Regions from separate parts of the Homo sapiens genome. Here region 1 is linked to region 2. A link is an interaction called in ENCODE POLR2A ChIA-PET data of the cell type or tissue named here. Cell type or tissue: PC-9. All regions are shown on one strand. Links, peaks and the distances in the headings refer to the core of each region. The heading gives the core; the rest is flanking DNA. Region 1 overlaps THUMPD1 (THUMP domain 1 NAT10 acetyltransferase adaptor). Region 2 overlaps LYRM1 (LYR motif containing 1).

Region 1 (5,384 bases), core at 67-5,066, 170 kb before region 2:
CTCTCCTATTGCACTGACAATTGGAAAAACGGAATCAAATGTCTCATAACGTTTTTCCGTCAATTAGGTGGAATTTGTTCAAGAACTCCCAAAGACAATCATTGGGAGAATCAAACACGTTTTAAGAGACCAAGAATAGGGACGAACATAGCTTGATAAAAAAGCTGAAGGGTTAAGTAGTAATATGATTGCTTTCTCGATTTGTTCCTGATAATTCAGTGACTACTCTCTTAAAATGTTTAAGATCCTTCCTGGTTTAAGTTTTTGTTTTCTACTTAGCTAAAAAATTAAAAAGTAAATAAAAGTCTAAAAATATATGGATGAAAATTGTTTCAATAACCAAACTGACAAAGGTAATGATGGTTTCTAGTGTTTAAAATTGCAGGAGTCAAATGATTACTTAGAAAAAGAAAGTGCACAATGAATCTGTATTTCATCTATCTTGTGCCTGATTAATTCAAAATAAAGATATATCCTAAATGTTCAAGACAATTTCTTCTACTTAACAACTTTATGAGACCAAACTTCAATATATTAAAATACTGTTAAAATGAGTATAAATAATTCAAAAATCAGTAAGTGAATTTAATGAAAGTAAGTACTGTATTACTATGGCTCATTTTGAAGCAAATTAACTGTAAAATATCTGAAACTTGGATTTAGAAGTATTAATTATTCAAGGGTAATAATTTTTTAATGTTTTTTAGGCTCATGTCCATGGCATTTTATAATTTGACATATAAACATATTTTATGATATATATATACTATAAAGCAAGAGATTTACTAAGAGTCAGAAAGAAAGAAAAAATATTAGAACACCAATTTTTAGGGAACAAATTTATTTTGATTTTTCTGAAAATATCAGGAACTATGAAAAAACAAGCTCGATTTCTGGCCGTACCAAAAGCAAAATACAAGTAAAAATAACATTTGAAAACCAAGTTTAACCTCAGAGAATCATGTTTTAAAATACAAAGTTTAACATTCTTTCCTCTATGGAGCTAAACAAGTTTTCTAAACCATAAGACTGCAGTTTTTTTATTTTTTTAACTGACGTAATTTTTTAAAAGAAAAAACAAAAGGGGAATAAAAAGCACTTCCTACCCTGGAATCCCGTCATTTATAAAATAACATGCTCAAATGTCAGTGAAAATAAACAGTTGATAAACCTGAAAACAAGTCTTTTAATGAGTTCAGGTTACAACCGAACACAGGATTTTGTAACTGGGAAAGAACAGCTTGTGTAACAACCGATTCTTACCAAATACAAATAAATATAAAAGACAATTTAAAAACAAACTGTATAATCAAAATCTTTCCGTAAAATAGCAGCTTTCACAAAGTAAAAACAATTTAGTTCCACAGAGTTGTATGCTCTGTAGGCATATGGCCAATTTTCTTCCGAGTCCTTTTGTCTTGCACTATCAAAATAGAATCTTTGTCTTGGAGCAAGTCTGCTGAAGAAGGCACCAAAATCCTATCCTCCCTATTCCCCTAACTGATATTAATAATCCTCTTATCAATCATTGCAAGGTAACTTCAATGTCATTAAGTATTAACATTCTAAATATGTAAAGCTATAGAAGGAAGGTCCTGCCTATTCTCTTTGCCCCTCTCAAATCATTCTAGTCTGGTTTACCAAACAGAACCACCAGCTAGGAGGATAAAAATACATTCCCATGTTCACTAGCCATTAAATGAACATAGCCACTTGTGCAGGAAGCCTAACATTTTTAGGATTTCCTAACTTTTTAAAACTTAAGGATAAGTCCATTTCTACAAGCTAATTTTACAGCTCCTTAATATTCTTAATCTGGACAGTTAATTTTGCAGACTTTGTTGGTGTCTGCCTTTTCAATTGTTTTACCCAAAAAGAGGCCTTGAAAAAACTTTCAAATTCAGGAAACCCCTAAACCCCTGCAGAGAACCCTCATGGTATGTGAGTGTGAGCACTAAGTTGAAGAATACTCTTATTTCACAGAAATCTAGGACTGTCAGACTAGGGCTGAGTTCATTCTCTTCCTTCAGAGACAAAATTTCAAGCTGAGCAGATTCAGAGACAAGGGTTCCTCATAGGTTATATACTAGTGCTGGGAAAAGGAGAGAAAATGCTATTTCATTGGGTCTTGTGGTTCCTCCAGCCGGGTTAGAACAAGATTTGAGAGTTGCACCCTTTATTTTCAAGGCCAAGTGGCTGCAGAAACATTTCAAGAATTCCTCTGGCAAGGTGGCAAGTCAGTTTCCTTTTAGATCTAAGAGTCTTGTCGCTTTAAGAAAAATTTTTTTCCCCAGAACCTTTCAGAGACTTGTCCATTTGTTCATGTGATGAAAAACGTCTGCAAAATAGGCTACTTTCTGTAGTCATTTTTCATTTCCAAAGCACTCAGCAAAAGCTGGCTGTTTTATTGTAAGTACTCTGGCAATTCACCTTTCAATTCAAATATCCTGTAGAGAACGCTTCCTCTGAGAAGCCACTGGATGTCTGTATGGTGCAGGAGGTTTATGTGCTGTCTGTCCAGGTTTTTGTTTTGGGTGTTTTTTTTTTTTTTTAACATTTTTGCATAAATGGGTCTTTGATACAGGTAACCAGTTTTGTAACATTATTCAGAACTTCACTGTATCTTCAAGTTTTTGATATCAGCATCTCTGTGGAGAAAGCAGTGTGCTATAATGTCAACATCAGGATTTCTTTTTTTTTTTTTAATAACGCAAAATGACTTATGGAGACAACCACTGATGGGGCACCAGGAGTGTAGATACCAGACCTCTGGTTATCAGATATGATGTCACAACATTATATATTGGCCTTTGTTCTGGCAGGCTCCTAGCAATAGAAAAAGTTTTCTTTGAATTTCATCATTTACAAATCTTACAAATGCTACAGCATGACAAATATTAGTGAAACCTGTTGACTCATCATCCTGGATAGAGAAGCTGCTACTTTTCAGTTAATGACACAAAACCTTTTTTGCATCATATGACATATCATCAGTAAATCAACTTATTGAGAATAAAGTCTCTTCAACTTTGTACTGCATCTTGCCCCAGCATTTTAATGTTATTAGATTCTCACCAACCATGCATATTTTCCTTTCCTGAGATAAGTTCTGCTACTAAATAATTTGCTTCTTAAACCTTTTGACTAAAGGTGATTTCTGAACAAAAGCCTTACTGTTTTTGATAGTCCAAAAGCCATTTGAAAATAATGAATATCCTTTCTTGTCAAGTGGCTGTGATTTATTGTTACAATTGCTAGTTTTGTAAGTTGCATGTCACAGACAATGCACAATGGGACAGGAGAGCTTGGACTGAGTCCACATAATACCCTTGAGAAGTAGCTTTCTTTATTAAGACAGAATTTCTTTGTGTCCCTTGTTGCACTAGTATACTGAAGTATACTCAGAAGACTGAAGTTCTTCATCACCAACCTTTTCAGAAATGTCTGTAGTTCTATGCCTAAAATGGTTCTCGTCTCTCTCACATCTTGCCTTCCAAAATTGCGACACTGGACTGTCAGCTATATTACACACAAATGTTAAAAAAAAAAAAAAAAAACAGACATAAACAAGAAAATCACAAAAGTACAAAAACTTCACTAAACAATTCACTTCTAACCTACATGATCCACATTTTTGCAATGTTTACAACAAAGTGGCAGGCAGACAGCTGAGCTGTGGCATGTAAAAACTCCTTCCTTAGAATGAAAACTTCCCTCTGATTTTCTACTTCACAGGTAGTTCACTCCCTTAAGTCAGCTGGCACTGCAGAAGAGGAGCCTGGGAGAGGCCAACATCCCCCTCCTATCCTCCCCTCTTTGCAACAGCAGCACATGGGTCTGCCTCTACGTAATACCATAAAGGCTGAAAGATCCCTAAAAAAACTGTTAACAGGGCTGCGCAATCATTGCTCACTACTGTGAGAACAGCATAATGCAGCACACAAATAAAAAACTGTTTTTAGTCACAATTTAAGGTGGAGCCCCAGCAACATCTCGTAGAGCCCCAGGTGAGAAACCCACCTCCAACACCAAATGACTTCCTATGAGAAGTCATTTTCATTTGACTTGGATCCTTCTGTGGCTTGACTTGCAAGTTCAGGTTTGGCTCCTCCCTCATTTACCACCTGTGGATTAGACGTTGGTTTTGTCTGCCCCAGCTCCTCAGTATTCTCTGGTACCTGCTGGTTATTTTTTCCTTCTGCTGTGTTGTTTTGGTCTGATTTGTCCGCAGATTCCAGTTTAGCTTCTTTCCCATTTCCCTGCTTTGAGTTAAGCTGTGACGGATCCTTAGGGCTCTTCACCACCTCCTGGAGATTGTATTTTCTAAACAACATGTAATCTTTCACAACACTCAGGCAACAGACAGCTTTGATGATTTCTACTACCACTGTGTACTGTGGATTGGTGAGATCCACTTTATTTTCTGAATTGAGGGTGCACACTATTCCTGTAACAAAAACAGAAAAACACATAGCTGAGGAGGATACCATTACATCTGATAGATACAAAAAATCTTTTGTCTCTGTTTCTTGTTAAAACAAGACATACAGTAATCCACTCTTCTATGTGGACTTCAAATAATCTGAACCCTTACAATAAATAAACACAAATGAAACCCTACAACATTTAATAAGAATTTTTTTCCAAACAAAATTCAATTTCGAGTTAAAAAAGACTTTTATCTAACTACCAGAAAATCTCATATCCGACATATTGAAATCAGTTGATTTAATACTATTTTAAGAACATTTTAATATATTTGTTCTACACTCAAAAATGTAAGCCTTAAATCTTTAAAAAGAAAAAAATCCTTAAAAAACAAGTATTTACCATTGAATGCCTATGGAAAATCACTAAGAGAAACATACCTGCCAATTCTCTGATAACTTCTTCTCTATTCACATGACTGTTATTTCGAGATTTGTACACAATCTGAAATGTCCCTTTGTTTGGAGCTTTAAACCAGGGTTCCAAAAATGTTTCTGCATATTTTTTCATATCTTCTAAAAAAGCCTTGCATGTGCCTGAGATGGGTAACATTCGCAAAATAACTCGAGTCTTCTTTTTCTTGGTTTTGTACATATCCTGGAGAATATGATGCACCAATTTCTCAGGCTCTTAAGAAAAAAAAAAAGTTAAGAAGATAATTTCTCAGACATCTTAAAGATCGAACTCTAAAATGAATTTTCACTGGCAATGACATAAGTTGACAGAAGAAATTCTCATAATGAATTTTAAATGAATCTACCTAGTCATTCTTTCCAAACAGTATTTCTTCAGTGCCTAATACGTACTATAATGTATCTAATATATTTTAACTTTTCATCATTATTACTGCTTGCACTAGAAATGACTGTTTAGGTAGACACCGTTGTTAACATTTT
Region 2 (5,384 bases), core at 151-5,150:
AAAAATTCAGTTCCTCCAACACAGTATGTTTCAAGTGCCAGTAGCTACCTGTGACAGGTGTGTGTCCTATTGGACAGAGCAGATAGAACCTTTCCTTCACAGAAAGTTATCTTGGTCAGCATTGGACTGGAGGAACTCGAGGGTACTATGTAGGCTAGTCATTCTCCGCATGTGAAACTCAAGGGACTTAGCCTACTGAGGAGCTCTGGTGCCTCTGCAGATGGGAAAGTTGCGCATTCAGTAGTTATTTGATGGTGGAGGAAGCTGTCCTGAAGGCCTGGACCCCTGCACAGAATGTGGTTATTTATCAGAGAGTTGGATCAAGGGTCAGGTGCTAGAAAGCCCCAACTGTATCTAGTGTGGCATGCAAAGCTCTTTGGTCAGTTTCCTAATCCAGTTCCTCAGAAAACTATAACAAAGCAAGAACTTAAGTCAGTGTCTTGTGTTCTCAGACTTTTCGATTTGATATGAAGGGTGAAAGATCCTGGCTGGGGAGTTATGAATGAATGAATGAATGAATGAATGAATGATCTTTAGCATTGGCCTTCAATTCCAGCCCCCCCACCACATCTCTTCCACTGCCTTCTACTACTAGTAACTGGTGACTGCTTTTTCACCACCTCTGACTGACCCGTACCTTTTCTTTGCCTGTTAAAATATGCTAATAAGGAAACATACTTCCATTTCTTTTGAATTGAGGGGCCCATAACTTTTCATTTAGAACTTCTATCCCTGATGGGAAAAATAGCTGTATATCTATTGGTTGTTATCTTGGTTACAGTAGCCTGATTGGAGTTCCCCTGTACAAATATAATCTTGTGTGCGCTCCGGTGCTGGTATGATATATTTAGAATGGGTGTGCTTGCCTCCTGTGATCTTGTTTGGGATAGACATTTTAGAAGTCTTTCAGACATTTTTTGTTTTGGCCCCGTGTTCTAAAAACTTCCCATATTACAGGGCCTAAACTAAATTATTTTCCCTTAGGTAAAATAAAAATGCCATCCACCCTCTCCTCCCTGCCCCCTATTGCTGACAGACCATATTCTTATCATTTTCTGTGTAAAAAGATGCTGTTTCATAAAATAGCTGCGGTATGATTAAGTATACCACACAAGCATATCCTGAAATTTGCAAAACAGTGTGTGGCATGTGAGGCATTACACTTCCCTTTTTGGATTCTAGTAACCAAAAACTGAATCTGAAACAGGAAATAAGTCTGTGGTTGTGTGTGTGTGTGTGTGTGTGTGTGTGTGTGTGTTTAATTGATAGGAGGATATGGGACCAGAAATGTATGGAGAACAATTTCACTTAAAGGTTATTGGATTGGGGTAAGAATATGGGTGTACACCAAAAAGGAGGGAGTATAACAGATCTAAGAGAAAAGTGCCCTGAGGGATAAACAAGGAGTAAGAGATAAAGGAAGAAAAATAGGAAGGGAAGCCTGGTCATGCCTTTGGTGTTGGCACCTGCATTATATTTCCAGTAAGAAGTATGCGCTGTGGTCTGAAGATAAGCGGTGCTTCCAACAGGGTTATTTACTCATACCAAAGAACAATAGTCCTTTGCTGTACAGGGATTATTAATGATCAGAGGGAAACAGCTTTAGGAAAATCCATTACTACCACAAAGCAATAAATTCACCAACAGGCCACACATTTCTCTCCTATTCAGACAAAGCTTAGCATAGATAAAAGAGACCTCGTTGTTCTTCCTCTGTTTCCTCCTATTCAGGTAACATTTGCCTTTGTTAACTCTCAGTGCTAAGTGATGTTACATGGATTATTTCATGAATAATCCTTACGACTCTGAAAGGGGTTCTGCTATTACCCCATTGTACATTCTAAGAAACCAAGTCTCAGGCAGTTAATAATTTGCCCAATGGGGTAAAGTCAAGATTCAAACCCAGCCTTGTCCGCCCAGAGCCCAAAATAAATGTTCATTTATTTTGTATTATATCTGCTATTCCTTACAAATGGGACAGACATTCCCTACTCTGCTATACAGGGCAAGAACATCTGGTTGCTCTGACATTAGCAAGAGCATTTCAATTCTGTAGAGGTTTTCCAAATGATAGTTTTAAGTCACAGTTTTCTAGATTGATTTTAACCCATGATCATTGAGTATAGTGGACCTTATTCCCCAAAAGGATTTTTTCAGGAAAAAAGTATCAGAACCCCATTCTTCTATGTTTGGTTCTAAACTTCATGGAAATATTATAAGGTATTTCAGTCCAGTGGACAAACCCTAACCAGCCTTAAGAAAACTTAAGAGTGAGGGTTACATCATAGCTGTGTCTCTTACGCTGTTCTGGATGAAACTGATGAGGATTCCTCCCCAAGTAACACTGAGTCTCCAGTTCTTTATCCTGACACACACTGCTCTTGAAAGCATCCTAGTAAGGGTTAATTAGTATTTAACCCTTCAATGCTCTGGGATCATCAGTTGGGAAGCTTGTCCAGATACCATCGTGTGTATCTCAGGATGAGAACATACGTTATCAATGACCATTCTGTGTGTGTAAATTTATTCTTCTAATACATATTTGTCATGTTCCAACTATGTGCCAGCCTAGGCATGTAATGTACAAGACAGTCCCAAATCTCCCCCTGCTCTCCCCACCTCCTACTCCCTGCAACACACACATGGTGGAAAAAGAAAGGTAAGTCATGCAAAATTATGATAGAGTAGGATGAACATTATGACAGGGGTATGCCAGAGGTGCCAGGAGTGCACATAGCCGGGACACTGACCCAGCCCCAGTGTGAAAAGGGCACCCGTCCAGAAGTGATGGAAGTCAAAAGGTGGAAGCAGCAAATAGGCAAAGAAAGGGTATTTCAGTTGTATGAAGTAGAGAGGCTTCCTATGGCAAAAAGAGGGACATTGCACATACAGAAGACCATGATCTCATTTGGGTGGAGTTTATGATTCCCCCTCCTTGCTAAAAAATCATAAAGTACTTGGGAGAGAAATTTGACTATACTACGGTCATGAGTTCTGATGAGGGAAAAAATTCCACCTAGGGGTAGGTCTTTCCTGAAATAAATGGAAAGGGGTGTTTAACTTCCTGGGGCTTGAAAATCAGGGTAAATTCCTCTTGCCTTTGTCCCATTTCTTATTTGTACTGCAACACATTTTCTTTAGAAGGCAAAGCCTCATGAGAGTCCAGCATTTGGAATTTGGACATTCCTGAGACCAGAGTCATACTTCTATAAATCTCAGCTGGGGAAAGGGAATTTTCATCTCTGCTCTTAAATTCCTAAGTGTTCATGCTGCAATGGTCTTTCCAAAGGCAGAGGAACTGTTCCAGAGGTGGGGTAAAAGGGCACAGTGGATGAGGCCCCTCATACCAGCAGATCTTTCCATAGTCCTCCTGTAGAAACACCAAGTGTCTGGGTATGCCTTGTACAGTAAGTTCTTGGAACCTCCCCAGACCCTCTCACTGCACTTTGGACAGTGAGTGGCAGAGTGGGTGGGTGTTTGGTGTTTGGTTTTTGTTTTTGTTTTTTAGACTGATCGCTGCCCATTATGAGTCCCCATTACTGACTCCAAAATAGAAAAGCTTGTGGTCAGTCAGGAAAATGATCATCCAGCTTTTTTGGCTCTTGACCCTGACTCCTGTCAACTAATTAGGGGCATTAGGCAAGATCTTGTTTCACCATCTGTACAAGTGTTGGAATTATAAGTAGTTATGATATACAGTAGTTTGATATACAGTGTATTTAAAAAGATATAAATCAGACCGTGTTACTCCAGCTTGCATAAAATCTACCAGTGTCTTTTGCGCTTAAGACCAGAAACAAAGTGCCTTTCCAAGGCCTACCCCCAACCTGTGCTGGATTCTGTGGACCTGTGGCCCCTTTCCCAAAGGCTCTTGTTGCATTCATGTTCATCTTTTTTATTTTCATTTTTTGAGATAGAGTCTGACTCTGTTGCCCAGGCTTGAGTGCAGTGGCGTGATCATAGCTCACTGCAGCCTTTATCACCTGGGCTCAAGGGATCCTCCCACCTCAGCCTCTGAAAGTGTTGGGCTTATAGGCATGAGCCACCATGCCTGGCTAATGTTTTTATTTTTCAATGGAGATGGGATCTCCCCGTGTTGCCCAGGCTGGTCTCAAACTCTTGGGTTCAAGCAATCCTCCCACCTCAGCCTCCCAAAGTGCTGGGATTACAGGCATGAGCCACCATGCCCTGCCTCATGTTCATCTTTGAAGTCGATTCCCACGTCACATCCTTTGCTCCTGTTGTTCCCTCTACTTGCACCAGCTTCCCCTTACCTGGGTCCGTTATTAGGTTCCATCACACCATTCAGGACTCAGCTCAAATGTCACTGACCACCCAGAAAATAACCCCCACCTCTGGTCATTTGTATCTTATTACTCTTCAGAGCACATATGACTGTCTGAAATTCTTGTTCTTGTACATCATCTGCCTATGCCACTAGAATATAAGCTCAAGGAGGGTAGGGACCATGGCTGCTTATTTATCACTGTATCCCCAGAAACGGCAGGTGTCTGGCACATGGTGGACCTTCAATAAATGTTGAGTGAGTGGATGGATGGATGGATCCTTGGAAGGGAAGAGTAAGGCCTACCAGGTAGTAGCACTGTAGTGAGCCCCTGCACTGGTGGCTTTTATGTTGGCTCCATTGGAGTCAGAGGGGACAGGGTTGCCACGGGGAATGGAAGAGCAAAGCGGTGCAGCCATGTGCCCAGCCTGCTTAGAGCATGCTGGTGTGTAACATAATTAAAAAGGGCGGTTGCAGGTTAGGAGCAGGGGCAGGTGGCAAATGGGGAAGGCTATTGGAATTCACATCAATGTGCAAAAAAATTGCTTCCTTTGCTCTTTGTATAGAAAGGGACTAGAATTATTTAGTTCCCTTTGTCACAACTAGCTAAGCTCTTTAAAGCAATCAACAGACATTCAACATTTATTGAGATTGAACAGTGTATTTCGTGATTAAAAGCATGGGCTCTGACTTCAGACCAGCTGAGTTTGAATCCTAGCCCTGCCTATTGTTAGCTGTGTGACCTTGGACAAGTTACTTAGTCTCTGCATCAGGTTCCTCCTTTGTAAAATGGGGATAATGGTAGTATCTGCATATATAGAGTACCTAGCAAATTATCTGGCACACAGTAAATGCAAAGCAAATGTAACTTTTAATATTTTTCTTACTGTAATGAACAAGATACAATCCCTGCCCTTCAGGAATTCAGACTCAGAGAAGAAAAAACAGAGTGAAAGAAATGCAGAACTATCTGCTGGCCATGATAGAAGCAAGGAAAAGGTTGCTTTGGAAAAGCTTAATAGCAAGTAGGTGTCTGTTTGATGGTGTGGGGTGGCTAGCAGAAAGGAGACATTGTAGGCAGAGGAAGACTCAGCCAAGA

The links. ChIA-PET counts read pairs that join two places held together with the same protein. Peaks named below come from ENCODE experiments on the same cell type or tissue, not always from the same donor. Only the 100,000 strongest peaks of a DNase experiment are listed, where the experiment ranks them.
Region 1: POLR2A ChIA-PET joins it to region 2 with 6 read pairs; 6 of 35 experiments call an interaction of 5 or more read pairs at or near these places.

The regions. Positions count from the first base shown.
Region 1 is chr16:20,732,840-20,738,223 of GRCh38, forward strand. It overlaps THUMPD1 (THUMP domain 1 NAT10 acetyltransferase adaptor), which reads right to left. Exons shown (of 4, transcript NM_017736.5): 3 at 4,869-5,117; 4 at 825-4,447. The coding sequence ends at 4,041. It also overlaps a transcript of ACSM3 not described here and the pseudogene LOC100887080. Among named protein-coding and RNA genes, the nearest start is that of THUMPD1, 6.3 kb to the right of the region's middle. In PC-9, for the core only: no CTCF peak of the experiment used is centred there; no DNase peak of the experiment used is centred there.
Region 2 is chr16:20,903,469-20,908,852 of GRCh38, forward strand. All of the region lies in intron 1 of LYRM1 (LYR motif containing 1), which reads left to right. Among named protein-coding and RNA genes, the nearest start is that of LYRM1, 5.4 kb to the left of the region's middle. In PC-9, for the core only: no CTCF peak of the experiment used is centred there; DNase peaks (open chromatin) are centred at 1,473 and 3,173; H3K4me3 peaks cover 2,016 bases; H3K27ac peaks cover 5,000 bases.